2 separate regions of the Homo sapiens genome follow, and region 1 is linked to region 2. Evidence: chromatin loops called from intact Hi-C (ENCODE). Cell type or tissue: IMR-90. All regions are shown on one strand. Region 1 overlaps TAF3 (TATA-box binding protein associated factor 3). Region 2 has its middle 53 kb from the start of LINC02642.

What was found. Peaks named below come from ENCODE experiments on the same cell type or tissue, not always from the same donor. Only the 100,000 strongest peaks of a DNase experiment are listed, where the experiment ranks them.
Region 1: a loop joins it to region 2, with 7 times the contacts of the local background. A loop is called at or near these places in 15 of 110 quality-filtered maps.

The regions. Positions count from the first base shown.
Region 1 is chr10:7,869,018-7,877,017 of GRCh38, reverse strand. The region is part of intron 2 of TAF3 (TATA-box binding protein associated factor 3); the gene reads right to left. Among named protein-coding and RNA genes, the nearest start is that of TAF3, 55 kb to the right of the region's middle. In IMR-90, a CTCF peak has its summit at 4,844 (motif pointing left); no DNase peak of the experiment used is centred here.
Region 2 is chr10:7,522,245-7,530,244 of GRCh38, reverse strand. No RefSeq gene overlaps it. Among named protein-coding and RNA genes, the nearest start is that of LINC02642, 53 kb to the right of the region's middle. In IMR-90, CTCF peaks have their summits at 421 (motif pointing left) and 4,630 (motif pointing left); a DNase peak (open chromatin) is centred at 4,644; H3K27me3 peaks cover 143 bases.

The DNA of each region.
Region 1 (8,000 bases), 350 kb before region 2:
ATAGGAAAGTGGGCAATTTGAGTAAAGGAAGTTCAAAGAGAGATCTGAAAATCAGGATGACAGTTTTATTTAGATTTGCTAAAGATAAAGGCAGCAAATCAAAGTACAAGTGATAGGTCTGGCACTGTCCTATTTCTAGTACAAGAAAAGAGTCTGGAGGAAGAATCATGCACTTCCCAAAGTTTCAACAATCTGCTGGGGGAAGAGGAAAAATAGTTTTAATAGATGGAAGAAAATGTAAAGCACAGATGACAACTTCAGTGGAAATAATGACTTTGGCTATGCTCCAAAGATAAAGATAATTAAGTCAAAGAACTTTCCTGACTTTTAGGACAATATAGCTGTATTTTCAAGTAAGCTGAGTAAACACACAAACTGTCACATAACCACTGACCCCCGTGATTCTGTATACGGTGCTCACCTACAGGAATAGGTAAGACTGCCTCTCTCCTCTTTCTCCTATGTGGACAATAAACTCATTTCCAAAAACAGCATTACAGGAACTCCTGCTACAATAAATAAGTTGTTCTTTCATATTCGATTCTTATAAAACCAACAAGAAAACTTTTAGAAAACAATATGTACTTTAAAATACCTGCTTATGGCCCATTTCATTGAAAATACCTCTTTACAAGGGTTCCTAATTAATTTTAGAGAAAACCAGGCCCACAGTCTGAAATACGAGGACCTCTAAATGTGAAGCTAAAGTATTGCTTTCAGGTAATAATTAATCTTGTTAAATTTAAAAACTGCTTCACAATATTTCAGAAAATTAACCCTAAACAATAATCCAGTCTTTCTCTTACTAAAATAGTCGATTTCATCACTATTTGGGAACAAAGAAAAGAAAAATATAAAACACCGCACAAAATTAATTTATCTATGTACAGATTTGTTCTTTTGGTCATTAAGCGTCTCCCTTTATTATACAGACAAGATAAATTATAAGTAAAAAGGAGGAAAACAAACTTCCTTTTTATAAATATAAATTTAAAAGTTTAATAGTATGATAAAAAAACTTAAAGAGAAAAATAAATAAAATAAAAGTTTAATAGTAATATAAGATTACTATCACTTGTTTGGAGTTCAATTATTTTCTGTCGGTAAAATTAGTCGTACAAGAAAAAAATGAATACTCTTAAAATTTGCTGCTTTTATTGCCTTCTGGATTAAAACAGAATTAAAATGTTTTCCATAAAAGTAAAAACTTGCCACTTTTTGCAATTTATTTTTCTGCTAGTAAAGATTTCTCCTCTTTCTTTTCCTTTTTGAGTAATTAGACACCAGAGGCTTTGGGGGGTAAATTCACTAAACTAGATATATTTTAAAAGGACCATTGTTCTGGTTTTTAAAGCTCTAATTTTCTTAATATTGCATTAGGACCACCACACAAAGATAACTTTTGAAAAGAGGCAGTCAACTTCTCTTTCATGCTACTTTTCAACTGGAGGCCAACAACCCCTTCGTGCCCGCTGGCTCTGGAAGGACAGCATCCGTTTTCAGTGGAGGTTTCCACACATCCTTCTGTACCTCTTGGTTTTCTCTTTCTTATAACACAATCAATCTAATCCAGCAATAAAATAAATTGACCTAATGTTGAGGAAAAATTATCACTATTCAGCCAGAAAGAGAAATGGCTAAGTAGGTGGAAATGTAGACCAATATTATAAAGATTAATAAGCCAAAGGCTCAAAGAACGTCATTTATAGGACTTTAAAAAAAAAGTTTACAATTTCCAGAAAGGATGTCACATGCTTATATTACCTGCAACTTAAATGGTTAAATAAATAAACAATGTATGGAGACAGAAAAAAAATATCGAGGAGGAACAATTATGACAGCAATGGTGATTATTTACTACCATATAAATAGTGACTGATAAAGAATACATAAAATCAATATGAAGATTGGTTTCAGTCTCCTTATTTCAATTATCAGCTAAGATAAGAAAGCTTCACTTAAAACAAGGAAAACCTACAAACTGCTATCTATAATTGAGTATCAAAAGAAAAACAGCACATTTTGAAGGATTAAGAAGCACAAATGCAAGCAGGCACCACAACATTCCAAACTAGAAGTCTAAAAAGTTTAGAAAGGATTTTTTAAAATGGCTGTACTGAAGAAGGAAAAAAACCCGAGCTCAATACATAATTTCTTTAGTTTATGTGTTTTGAACAGTTACATGATACATACAGCTAAGAAATCGATGAAAAAAGTTTTCCATGTAATCTGCACCTAGAAAAGAAAAGAAATGCAATCTACATTTCACCTAATGTTGTGGTCATGTTTTGGGCCACAGAAAATTAACTGAAAAAAAAAACTAAGACAAAACATATCTGTTAGAGTCCATATTTTTAATATATTAATTAATATAATCCATAAAAACTATTCCTTTCAGTAAAAAAGAAAAAAAATCATGAAAATGTTTAGGATATTTTTGGCTTTAAATATATAGAGCTTATAGAGCTTATTTATATATTTAGGCCAGAACAGAAATTCTAAAATAATGAAATACTCACCATCATCCCTTGGTAAGTATAAAAGGTCTTTTTTTCCACACTATTCCCCACCTGAAGAAGCAGAAATCTGATTTATGCAGGAAAGCCCAGGGGTAAGATATATATAACTTCAAAAAATGATTGTCTTAACAAGTAAACTCAAGTAATATTTGTAATTTATAAATGCTGTCTACTAGCTGTCCTTTTGCATTTCTTTAAAAATAATTAGCCTCTAAAACTTCATCAGTACAAGTTTAAATGCAGAGCAATTAAGGATTTCCAAAAACATTGCTTTAATCTGCCCTTAAGTTTCTTTACTCTTTCTTGAAATGTCCGCAAAATTAATTGGACTCCTGAGCTCCATTCAGATAGATAAAACAATAAGAGGTATATTTTATATGACAAGCTCACAGCTTTAAAAAATCATTAAGAGCTTGGCAATAATATCTTCAATGCACTTACTATTACCTATTGATCCTAATGCACTTGACTTATCTGTAACGATAAAACTTATCTTGACCTTGCTGAATACAAATAGCCCAGACTAAAACCTGCAATGGCCTCTCGAGGGGAAACACAGCGGTAATCATGACCAAGATGATACAGGGAACCTAAGTGCTCAATACAAATGTGCCAACAGAATCAACATTTGTTTCAGTCTCACTTTGGTAATAAGAAATGAGAAAGCAACAGTTTTCTATCTATAAACAGCATTAAGTTCTTTTCTCTAATCAACCTTACACATTTTAATCAAGGAACTAGGACAGCCTCTGTCATGTCCTTCTGTTATTTGGCTGATTCTTCAAAATACCTGGTCCCATCTGCTTTATGACGTACCCTAAGGACAAGGGAGTGGGGGACTCCCCTCAAATTCGACACCCCCTTTTGACGGGGGGGGGGGGAGAACTCGGATGTCTTCCCTTGGGGACATCCATAACACCAAAGAAACTTAGATTTAGAAAATGACATTTTGTTCCAGTTCTACTAAACTATTCTAAATTTGCACCTGCAGTGACTAATGCATAAAAGATATTCCTAAATGTTTTTCTAAAATTACATGACAGGTTCCTCAACCATCTCGTTCATCTCTCAAATTTTACCCTACATTTTTATTGTCAAAGTAAATCACTAAGTAAACATTAAATTACCTGCTTTCCTAAGTCTGTGGATACAAAGTAAGTCAATGAAAGCCGTTTTCCACCTTTTAAAATAGGTCTGTTAGAGAGAAACACAATTTCAACAGAGCCAACTTTTTAGCTAGAGTATTTCATAAAGTTAGAAAAAAAAAATCTTGAAGAAAATACTAATTCCCTAATTTGATATGGCTATCGATTAAAGATTTAAAAACCCTAAGATTCCAGATTCTCAAATATTTTACAAATATTAAAGCACAGAATGAAATTAATTATAAACATATTAAATTATTACTTTTAATTTTTTCAGTTCCAAAAAATTGTATAGCAAATAATCTATAATTTAGTCTTGAAATAAGATTTCTGTTTGTTTTTAAACTACTTATAGAGACTTTGGGATTTATGGATAAATTATAACTTCATGAATTACACCTCTGACAACTCAAAATTCAGGCTTGGATTCTCTCTAAACTCCCTGCCCCCAAATATTTCCCAAGGCAGCCAGGCAATGAATGCACATTTAATGTTATTTTATATAACATATATGTCTTTTAAGAAAGAAAGAAATAACTTTAATTGTGCTTTAATACTATTTTAGTAGTTTGATATCTGTATCAAAATTGTATGATTTTAAGGCAGCGTGAAAAAGAAATTATATAAAGAATTTGCTAAGTAGATCAGTGGCTTTCTTAAGCAGTACACTAATGCAGATATAGTTTTGAAAACCCTGCAAGAATTAGTTGTCCTGTATTATTATTCAGGGCACCTGAAAGCAAGATATTATAACTATGGCACATTAACTCTGCTATTTCTCAAGATAGAACCAGGAGTTTTAAACGTTCCCCATTGAGTAATTTGCTCAGAGCACCTAAATGAAACATACTGTAATTTTATATATTTCCATCTACAATATTGCTTAGTGCTGATAAACGGCAATATAACTTCCTATATTTTAATAGGCAACAGTTCTGGCATTGGCTATACACGAACACAGACTTAAATAATAACGCCATCCACAAACTCTGCCACAAAGAATAAGGCTCCATTGCTAATTATACAGGGAACTGATTTTAATTACACAGAGAACATTGCTTTTAAAAAACACTTTCCAAACTGCAAAGGCGGAGGAGCGGGTAGCTACTGGGAAAGAAAGAAAAAAAAAAAAAAAAAAAATCAACCCAACACTTCTACCATGTTACAACAGTGCCCTCTACTGGTAAACTGGAAACTTTGCAGGTTAAAAAAAGAAAAATTAGAAAAGAATGCCAGGAAGAACAAACTTTAATTATGGAAATTTCGCTGACTTTCTTTAATATAAATAATGAAATTCAACTTGTGTCACTTTAAACCTAAATCAATATTTAACTTGACATGTGAAAAGCGTCCCGATTAAATTTATAGTTTTGAAATAACTGTGAATTTCAGAAACGTGGTTTCCCACTATATATCATCTGGCTAAAAGACAAATCATGTTTATTTTAAGTGATGAACAAATATTAGAAATATTTGGATAGTTAATCAATATTTCTTAATCTAAAATTCACATATTTAGTAAAAGAAATTAAAATCTAATTCATTAAATGTATGAATTTTTACTTCTCAGGCTGTCATGCATATAATGTCATGTCAAAATAGCAATCGTTGGCCTGGCGCGGTGGCTCCCGCCTGTAATTCCAGCACTTTGGGAGGCTGAGGTGGGCAGATCACCTGAGGTTGGGAGTTCAAGACCAGCCTGACCAATATGGAGAAAACCTGTCTCTACTAAAAATACAAAAATTAGCCAGGCATGGTGGCACATGCCTATAATCCCAGCTACTTGTGAGGCTGAGGCAGCAGAATCACTTGAACCTGGGAGGCGGAGATTGCAATGAGCAGAGATCACACCATTGCACTCTAGCCTGGGCAACAAGAGCAAAACTCCGTCTCAAAAAAAAAAAAAAAAAAAAAAAAAGCAGCAGTTATTTGTCATCAATTTAGATTCAGAGAAAATTTACTATCAATTTATTTATTTTAACCAGTAAATATTTCTTTAATCCAATAAATATTTCTGTAAGAATATCTGGTTTTAGGAACAATTAATATATGCTTAGCACACAGATCTCAATAATGAAATAGCCATCATTACTAATATTTCCTTTGTTTGAAGTAGAAATTCTACCACATATGCAAGTCTGATTTACAAGAAATAACAAGACTTCCAGCTACATGTATTTTAAAATCTTTGAATTTTATATTGTATGATAGGAAACTTTTAAGTGAACTAATAAAGTTTAAGAACAAGTATATTAAACGACTGACTACAGTGTATTACTATTTTTAATTTCTAGCAAAAATAAACTGTTATGTCTAGACTAAAAATTTTCCGTTGTCTTTCCTTATACAAAAATAATTTCTATCACAGATACATACAATCTAAGTCATGAAAATTATACTTCTGAAAGCAATATAAGAACTTAATAGCTTTATAGGAAACAATTTTTTTTCATATTACAAGAAACTCTGAGCTTCAAGAAAGGTAAGGCTTAGAATACATTCTTTTAGCATCTTAAATATGGAGTGGGGGTGGCAGGGCAGAAGAAGGGATCAAGAACAAAATGGCCCCAGCAGGAGACTGTCAGGGAAAAATGTTAAGTGGGGGCAGGCATGAGTGTTAAGACACTCAAGGAAAGGACTTAGAGAAGAAGTGAAGGAAGGCGAACTCAGAAGCGTGTCGAGTTCTGCCGCTCGTTAAGGCCTAAAAACTCAAGTCAGGAGTCTGTAGAAGTTTAACAAGTTACCATCCTAACTCTTCAACAACAGACCGCCATTTTTCACTAACAGTTACAGTTTCCAATTGTACAATGGAAATCAATAGAAAAATGAAGTTTACATTAAAAAATGTATTTTATAATGAACCACCAGAAAGTATCTTCCATCAGGCAACACTCACGTAAATAAATTATATTCTAACCGACCACTGGAAGAAAAGAAACAAAAGTAATTAGGAAAGCAGCAGAGAATTAACTATAAGTAAAAATGGAGAGAACATATCCTGATGGATCTGAATTTGTTTTTTAAACAATATACTCCCGGAAAAGTGAGAATTGGTTTCTAATATACAGTAGTTCCAAAGTACAACCAATGACTGATGAGAATTTCATGCTCAAAGAAGAAGGAATGATGGACTTGGGATCAGAGTTTTATGATTCCCTACTCATAAGAATGAGTTCAAAGTTAAACCTCTATTCAGTAATGTAATGGGAAAGACATGTCTTTAGAGCGAGTCCTTAAAGCAAGTTTTGTTTTATGCCAATACCTACATTACTATTTGTATACTAATACAAGCCGTTTTCATTTCTCCTAATTATCTAATTTTTTTAAAGATGCTCACCTGAAATCCCTAAAAATAAATTTAAATATGCAAAACTTGGGGTCGAAAGTAGTTCAGTAATCTCTGGGCCAACCAAAACCCAGGGGTCAGGCGTGATAAAAGAGGCAAAGAATTTTTAAAGAGCAATTTATAATGGAAAAAGTACAAATAGTTTATAAACATAAATATATTCATTGGTAATCAAAGGCATGCAAGACAGAACTATTTTTCACCAGTCTGCCAAAGATCAAAAAGGATAATATGCACTGCAGATGCAGGCACAGGGAAGGAGGCAGTCCGTGCTGCTGCAGGGGTGCATGCTGGGACAGCCTTTCTGGAGGGCAACTGAAATATGTATCAAAAGCTTAAAAAGGTGACAATCAACACAGCAGTTCTTCCAGGAATTTCTCTTAAGGAAATTATGAGAAAACGCAAATGGATGTGTGTGATTAAGAATGTTAATAAAAGCACTGTTAAAATAGTGAAAAATTCTACACAATCTAAATGTCACAACAGGGAACTATGTAAATTCATGATGGCACACACAGGTAATGCAACACTATGCTCCCATGAGGATAAGTTAACAGACATGGAAAGACCTTCACAATAAAATAAGCTGGGGAGAAAACCCAAATCAGAGCACAGAATATATGGTGTGATCTCATTTTGGAAAAAGAAATCAACATCTATGTACGTATGTATTTATGTGTGTGTATGTGTGTGTGCGTCTCTACACTCCTGCCTCCACTCCACACACACACAGACACACACACACAGACACACACACACACGGTAGAAGTCAGGAAGGATTATTCTTCATGGGATTATATGTGACATCTTTCTTTTATCTTATCTGTAAACATTTTTTATCTACATTTTAAAATTTTTCTAAAGTTACTATCTTCTAGAATATTTTTTATTTTTAAAATAAGTAGAATATAATGTGAAATCTTTAGATTAACAAGCAAAATAGGGAATTGTTCTACGATGTATTGTTTTACACTCTGAATTAATTATGAA
Region 2 (8,000 bases):
GATAAGCCTGGCACAGCGGCTCACGCCTGTCATCCCAACACTTTGAGAGGCTGAAGCAGAGGATTGCTTGAGGTCAGGAGTTTGAGACCAGCCTGGGAACACAGTGAGACCCCATCTCTATAAAAATATTAAGAAATATTAGCCAGCCATGGTGGCATGTGCCTATCGTCTTAGCTACTCAGGAGGCTGAGGCAGGAGGATTGTTTGAGCCCAGGAGGTCAGGGTTGCAGTGAGCCGTGATGACACCACTGCAGTTCAGCCTGGGTGACAGAGTGAGACCCTCCCTGTCTCAAAAAAAATTGTAAAATATATATTATAGTTACCTATGTCAGGGTTCCCAATTTCCGGGGCCTGTTAGGAACTGGGCTGCCCAGCAAGGATGAGCAGCTGGCAAGCCAGCAATTAATTACGCCTGAGCTCCCCCTCCTGTCAGATCGGCATTGGCACTGCATCCTCATAGGAGTGCCGAACCTATTGTAAAGGATCTAAGTTGCGTGCTCCTTATGAGAACCTAATGCCTGATGATTTGAGGTGGAACAGTTTCATCCCGAAGCCATCCCCCCCACCTCCTACCACCCTCCTCCCTTTCCCTCTCCTCCCCCTCCCCCATGCCCCCAGGTCACTGGAAAAATTGTCTCCCAAGAAACTGGTCCCTCCCTGGTGCCAAAAAAGTTGGGGACCGCTGACCTACATGTTATGATTTTTGTCTGCCCCAGTGACTTCAATGGAGATATTAAATTGTAATATTTATATTTTTATGATTTTTATGGTAACTTTGATCATAAGTAATGCCAATTTATGTCCACAAAATGAGAAAATTAAGACAGAGAGAATTTTAGAAACATCTTCAGACTAAGCAGCACAGTGGATAAACTAGAAATCTGGACAAAATTTATGTACCTCAACCAATGGTGTTTTAAAAATAAGCCAAAGTTAAAGAAAATTAAGCATTTCTGGAATAGTTTTATGCTTTTTGTACATATTAGATTTATCTCATTTGACTTTCATGTGTGGTGTATAACAGGAAAAAGAACAATTTATTTTGTGCTAAAGGCTATTTTATAAACTAAGAAGAATTATCCTCCACCGTGTGTCATATTTGGAATATTCAGGAGTAAAAAGTATGAGTACAAGTTATCATTGGACAAAAAACCTAGAAACTGGTAAAATCTTTCTTCTTCCATTCCACATATTGAATGAAAGTGATAAAAATCTAACCAGATTCTCCAAGGACGTTGTCTTTCTTCCTTTGGTTCCTTAAGATGTTTTGCTGGAAGAGAAGGAAAAGAAAAAATCAGAATCCCACAGCAGCGTTTTCAGATTTATTGAGGAGGGAAAAGTCACGGACAGGGATGCAAAAGAGAAAGCTCGGAACCTAGAGCCTGTGCTTTTGTAGAGTCTTTTTCTTCCTGTTATTAATCACAAGACCAAAACCTTTGAAGGGAGCTCCATTTCACCCCCCCGGGGGCATTTCCAGAGCCTTCCTTGTTACCGAGACTCTCTCGGAGGCCTGATCGGTTTCAGTAAAAATATCTGAAGCGTGGCATTGTAATCAAGTGAGCCTGTTGTCTCTAAACCAATCCATAACACAACAAATTTGTTATTTGGAGGATCCTTTTCAAAAAGCAGAAGGGCTAAGTGGACCTAGTCTTAATTAATCGGTATTGTTTTTAAAGTGGCGTATTCAGGACAAGTCTGCAGACCTTAGGGATGCACTCATCACTGGATGGGTCTAAGATCGCTGGAAAAATTTAATGAGCCCATTTTCTAACTTGACCGCACGTTGAGTATTTTAATTTCCGAACAAATGAGTCCTCCCATCAAAGTAGTCTGTGTCCCTCCACAGCCTATTGCCAGGCAGATGGCTCTTGGGGATGCTCAACTTGCCCCTCAAGGGGTCCCTGGAAATGGGGACACACACAGCGTCCCCAGGAGTTGTCTGAAGACAGATTCTGCCACTTACAGGCAGAATAAATACTGTCTTCGGTTCTGTCTCTAAATTCCTTGTTCCCTGACTTGTTGCCACAGTTTAGAGGGAAAGACCACGGCTCCCACAGCAGCCACCGTCTCCCCGGGTCCCAGGTTTCCACATTCCCGCAGCACCAGGGTGAGCTACCTCAGACTACAGGAGGAAGCAATAAGCTCATTTTACCAAAAATAGGCAAATGGCTCGCCTGGGATTTCTCTACGAGGTAAACTAATAAATGATGCTTGCCTTTCTTTGGATTACCTTTATGAACAATAAACTGGAATATAAAGTCTAGCTATTCCTCTATCCATATCTATCTATCTATGTATCTATCTATATCCTCTTCTATAGATATACACATGGGATGCTGTGTGCATCCCCATTTCCAGGGACCCCTTGAGGGGCAAGTTGAGTATCCCCAAGAATGCTCTGCCCGGCAATGGGTTGTCAAGGAACATAGGCTACTTTGATGGGAGGACTCTTTTGTTCAGAAATTAAAAAATTCAACATGAGGTCACATTAGAAAATGAGCTCAGTTAATTTTTCTACCTGTCATCTACCTATCAATCATCTATCTACATATCTCTCTTCTAGCATCTATCAATCATCTATCTTTTATTATCTGTCAGCTACCTATCAGTCATCTATCATCTATCAATCATCTATCTTCTATTTTCATCTATCTATCTAGTCCATCTATCTAGTCTCATCTGTCTTGCTATCATCTGTTTTGTTAAATAAAACTCCAGCCCATATCTCAGAGGCCACACACACCCTTTCCTACCTCCCCAAACCCTTCCCTCCTCTTCAACTTAAAAAAGCTAAGCCAGTTCTGGAAGCAACCTGAATGAGCATTCTTAGAAAATGTGGGCCATGTCTGCCCAATGAATGTAACAAGTATTGTAAAGGCCCCTAAATAGCAGAAAGTGGGGAGTGCTGCGAGAGAGTTTCTGGAGGCCACCGAGGAAGGGGCGGGGTGTGCTCGTGTGGCTTTTCATCTTCAGAGCCTTGGTGTCACCTTTCCAGGAGCCAAGTGCCAACACCATCATAACATTGATTTTAATGGAAGTGGACACACATCAGGGTGGTCTGGGGAAAGTTGTCACCTGCATCTCATCAGCCTGGTGACAGCACGAGGGAGCACCCTTCCTTGGCCTCTGTGACCTCCTCTGACCCTCACTTCCAGGGTCAGAGGTGGTCACAGGCACTGGGGACTCTGGCAAGTCACAGCACATGGGGACAGGCTCCATTCTCTGCGAATCTGAGGTAACTGTTCCCTATACATCCCCCACAACATAAACAACCCCCACAATATATACATCCCCTTCCACACAATATATACATCCTCCCACAATATATACACTCCTCCACACAATATATACACTCTTCCATAACATATACACCCTCCACATTATATACATCCCACACAATGTATACATCCCCCTCCACACAATATATACATCCTCCCAAAATATATACACTCCCCCACACAATATACACACCCTCCACAATATATACATCCCTCACAATATATACACCCTAAACAATATATACATCACATACGATATATAATCTCCCTCTACACAATATCCCACACTATATACATCCCCCACACAATATATACATCCTTCCACAATATATACATCCTCCCACAATATACACATCCGCCACACAATATATACATCCCCCAAAATATATACACCCCCCACAATGTATACACCCCACACAATATACACACTCCCCACAATATATACACCCCACACAATATATACTCCCCCACATAATATATACACCCACACACAATGTATACACCCCACACACAAATCGTTAGTTTAAATTTTAGAGGAAAATGTGAAAGGCACAAAAGGAAGACTCTTAAGAAATGAAGTGACGGGCTGTTCTGGTTGGAGTCACAAAGCGGGTGAGAGCAGGAGGTTGAGGCGACGCAGGGAGCTGGGAGAAAGGCCTGGAAGGGCCCAGCAGCGGGGCTGAGGGTGGCGGGGACAGGAGGGCCGACCGCCCCTTGGCGGCCACCGCTGCCAGGACACCTCCATGTGCCAATCACCATTCCCTGGGCCGACTCTGGCCCTCCCAGTTCAAACCCAAGGAAGGGCCTTGAAACATGACGACCGTTCCCCAAAAGTGACATCTGTGTTTCCGAAAGTGGCTTTTATGACTTCCAGATGACAGACGGGATCTTCCCAGACGCACAGGAGCGGCGTCTCTTCTGTGCTTCCACCTGAAATGCCCAACAACCGGAATCCTCATTTCATGGAGAGCAATAGACCACAAATAAAGCCCGCAGACCTGAGACGCATTTTCCGGGGAACAGCAGAGTTCGATGAGAATTGCGGAGGGTTTTCCACGAGTCACTCTCCCCGTGGTTCCTAGTGCTCACCTTCAGAAAGTCACGGCCACGTTTGGTGGCAAAGCTCCCTCACATCTCTGATTTCCTTGCTACAAGCTGAGATTTGCAACTTGAAGTTTGGGACCTTCATAGACATAGTCTTCTCAAAGAGATTTTTAAAAGCGTTTTTTTTTTTAAATTTTTAATTTTTTCCCTTAAATCGGTGTCATTTCTAAGGAAATCTTGCCCTCTAGCTCTCAAATCTTAAAATTGAGCTCAACCTAGTGACAGAGCCACACAATGGCAGATAAACGGACAATGAGCGCCATCTACTGGGTTATTGTCATAGTCCCCCTCAACACAAGGAAAAAGAAAAAGCCAACAGAAAGAAGGGCTGATGGATTATCTCATGCTGTGAGATAACACTGATGAATGTATATTTTCACCGTCAGCAGATTTCCCATTTCGCTTATTTGTAGAGCTACTTTCTATTGCGTCATCTATATTTCCCTCCCCTCTCTATAAAAGACAGCTGTCACTCATGAAGATCACATGATACATCTCCAGCAGATGTTTAAACTTCATTCATTTGTCAGAAAATTACAAAGCAGCCACTCCTCATTTTCTCAGCAATTCCTGCTGGGAATAAGGGAGAACGGAGATCGCAGAAGGTGCGTGTACTTCAGACGTAAGCCCAAATTAGTGAATCCACCTGATCAGCTCCCGGACCAGCAGGAACGCAGGTGCACTCGGGATCAGCAACTGTAGGGTTGCACTGAAGGTGCTGTGAAAGCAAGCAGGTCAGCCTGGGACAGACACCCACCTGCCCACTGCGAATTCACTTGATTTGACTCCACTATTCCGTAAATGGCATGAATTATTACATATGAGTAAAGGAAGAGACCAGATTCGTTCCCAATCATGAAAATGCATTGTAGGAGTTGGGAAAAATGGAACAATTTTGTAACCTGGATGGGATAGACAGGGTGAGTTGAGCCTACTGTTTTGTTCAAAATCTAATAACGATGGCTACCAGTGGGGAAGACATTTCATTTCACACCTTCTTATCTAATTTTGAAAGTTGGGTCATGTTAATGTACTATTATTATTATTATTATTTTGAGACAGAGTCTCACTCTGTCACCCAGGCTGGAGTGCAGTAGCACAATCTTGGCTCACTGCAAACTCCACCTCCTGGGTTCAAGAGATTCTCATGTCTCAGCTTCCCAAGTAGCTGGGACTACGGGTGTGCACCACCGCACCTGGCTAATTTTTATACTTTTAGTAGAAACGGGGTTTTGCTGTGTTGGTCAGGCTGGTCTTGAACTCCTGGCCTCAAGTGATCCACCTGCCTCAGCCTCCCAAAGTGCTGGGATTACAGGTGTGAGCCACCACTCCCAACTGTGTTATGTATTTTCAAAAGAAGAATACTGCTGGCACATGGCACATATTCAGTTAGTTTTGTTGAAATAATGGATCTGTGAATGAACATAAGAATTTTTGTTGTTTGTTGTTTTGAGACAGAGTCTCTGTTGCTCAGGCTGGGGTGCAGTGGCATGATCTCAGCTCACTGCAACCTCCACCTCCTGGGTTCAAACGATTCTTTTGCCTCAGCCTCCCAAGTAGCTGGGATTACAGGCATGCACCACCATGCCCGGCTAACTTTTGTAATTTTTGTAGAGACGGGGTTTTGCCTTTGAACATAATAATTTGATAGTGACATATGATGGACATGATGAGACTGCTGGGGTGGCCCTACAGGAAGAACAGACGCCTCACTCAGCCTAAGGGGTGAGGGTCCCTCATGAGTCAGCCTTCTAAAGAGCGTTCTGACCGGAGTTTCCCCAGCTCTGGATGGGAGGGTACTCAGGTGAGGGGCCGCTAGGCATTCATTCATTCACCCCTTAAATACTTGCTAGGTGTTGCTTTGTGCAGGGTGCTGCACTCAGTACCATGGATATAAAAGAGAACAAGGCAGATGTGGTTCCTGCCCTCAGGGAGCTTACTGTCTTAGGCAGACTGAATTCTTGGGTGTCTCGGCAGAGGGCACCCAAGGTGCACCTCTTGGGTGAGGGCAGCTCCCCTCAGTTTGGCTTCTAGCCCAGCTCTCTTGTGGGACTGTCTTGGGACCAGAGCATGATCATCAGGAAATCACACACGAGTCATAACTCTACAGTTTCCAATGTAAAGTTGTGAACGTGGAGTCCAGCAGGACCTGCAGCTCATGGGGCTGGTTCTCTCAGCTCTCACTTTTTTCACTTATGGGAGAAAGAAACTTCCAGGTCATAGAGAGCAGACAAGAAGCACCCCATTGACAAAGTTTGGGTGCTCTAAGCAGCAGTGAGGAAAACAGATGTGGTTTTTCTGGCGGTAAAGGGGTAGCAATGTGGAGACTGCCTATCGTTTTTGACGTTTTACAAAGCACCCCGTCCCATCCATATCCCTCTCCCCATGGCCGTCTGCTTTGGGCTCCGGAGGGGAGTTTGACAGTGATAGTCCAGTGGTCTTCCCAGCTTGTAAGGCACAGAAATATAGTTTGTTACTGTTTATTGTAAACTAATTGAACTCATGAGATGATAACCTGGAAAACATGTGGCAACTCAATCTGTATCTTGCAAAAATAAGAGATTTATGTGCTCAGATTAAAACTGACCTTCTATTAAAGTTATGTGTTTGAGATTAATTCCAAAACCGTAGCAGCAGTCCTGATAAAATGGAAAGTTTCCCGGAGCCTCTGAAGCTCATTTACAGAAACAGACTTAGCTACCAGCTCGGCTGCAAAGTAAGAATGTGGGTAGGAAAAGATGGTAGAGAGAGAGAGAGATGGTTCCCCGTGTGAAACTGCAGTGATCTTAATCCTCCAGACAGAGCAAATCTAATTTTAAAACACTCCTTTCTATCCTAAGTCATTCCCTTGGTGGCCCACAGCCCAAGAAGTGACCAAAATCAGTAATAATATTTCCAACAATAATTAGAGTTTACTATGCTCAGATATTCCATTTATGTTTGCCTGGGCCCTGTGAGAAGGCATCACTGCCCCGTGTTAATGATAAGTCACAGCTCTGTGCCTTGGCTTAGGTGGCCATGCTCACAGGTGAGGGAGTTAGAGCTCCCACTAAATCTTTTGGCACCACATTTTCTGCACGTCCCGCCATGCACATGGTGATCTCAGAAGGGCACCCCGTTTGAGGACTCTCCTCCTCCTGTCATCACACTCACTCATGATGAAGCCCACCATGTGTACGTATTTAGCACTTTGAACTTGACCTGATGTGGATGTGCCAGGCGGTGCCCTGGGCGGTGGGAATACAGACGTGAAAAGCAATCCAAAGCAAATTGTTCTGGATAAAGAAACAGGTTCAGGGGAGTGAAGTGGTTTTCCTAAAGCCACACAGGTGGTGAACGGCTTTGCGTAAAGTCGTGGTATTGTCAACCTTCCGTGAGTGCTCCGTTGTGGCTCTCTCCCGCATCAGAGTATAAGCTCCCAACGGGCAGAGATCATCCCTAACTCACAGGCCATTGAGCAACCTGCCTAGAACATTGGGTAGATGCTAAAAAATAAACCCCGAGACTCACAAAATGACTTGCGAGTGACAGTGTAAGCACTTACAGGGTTACACGGGGTTAAATAAAATATGAGCGAGAGAGGAGACCTAAAGAAACAGACTCTCCATAGTGCCTTCA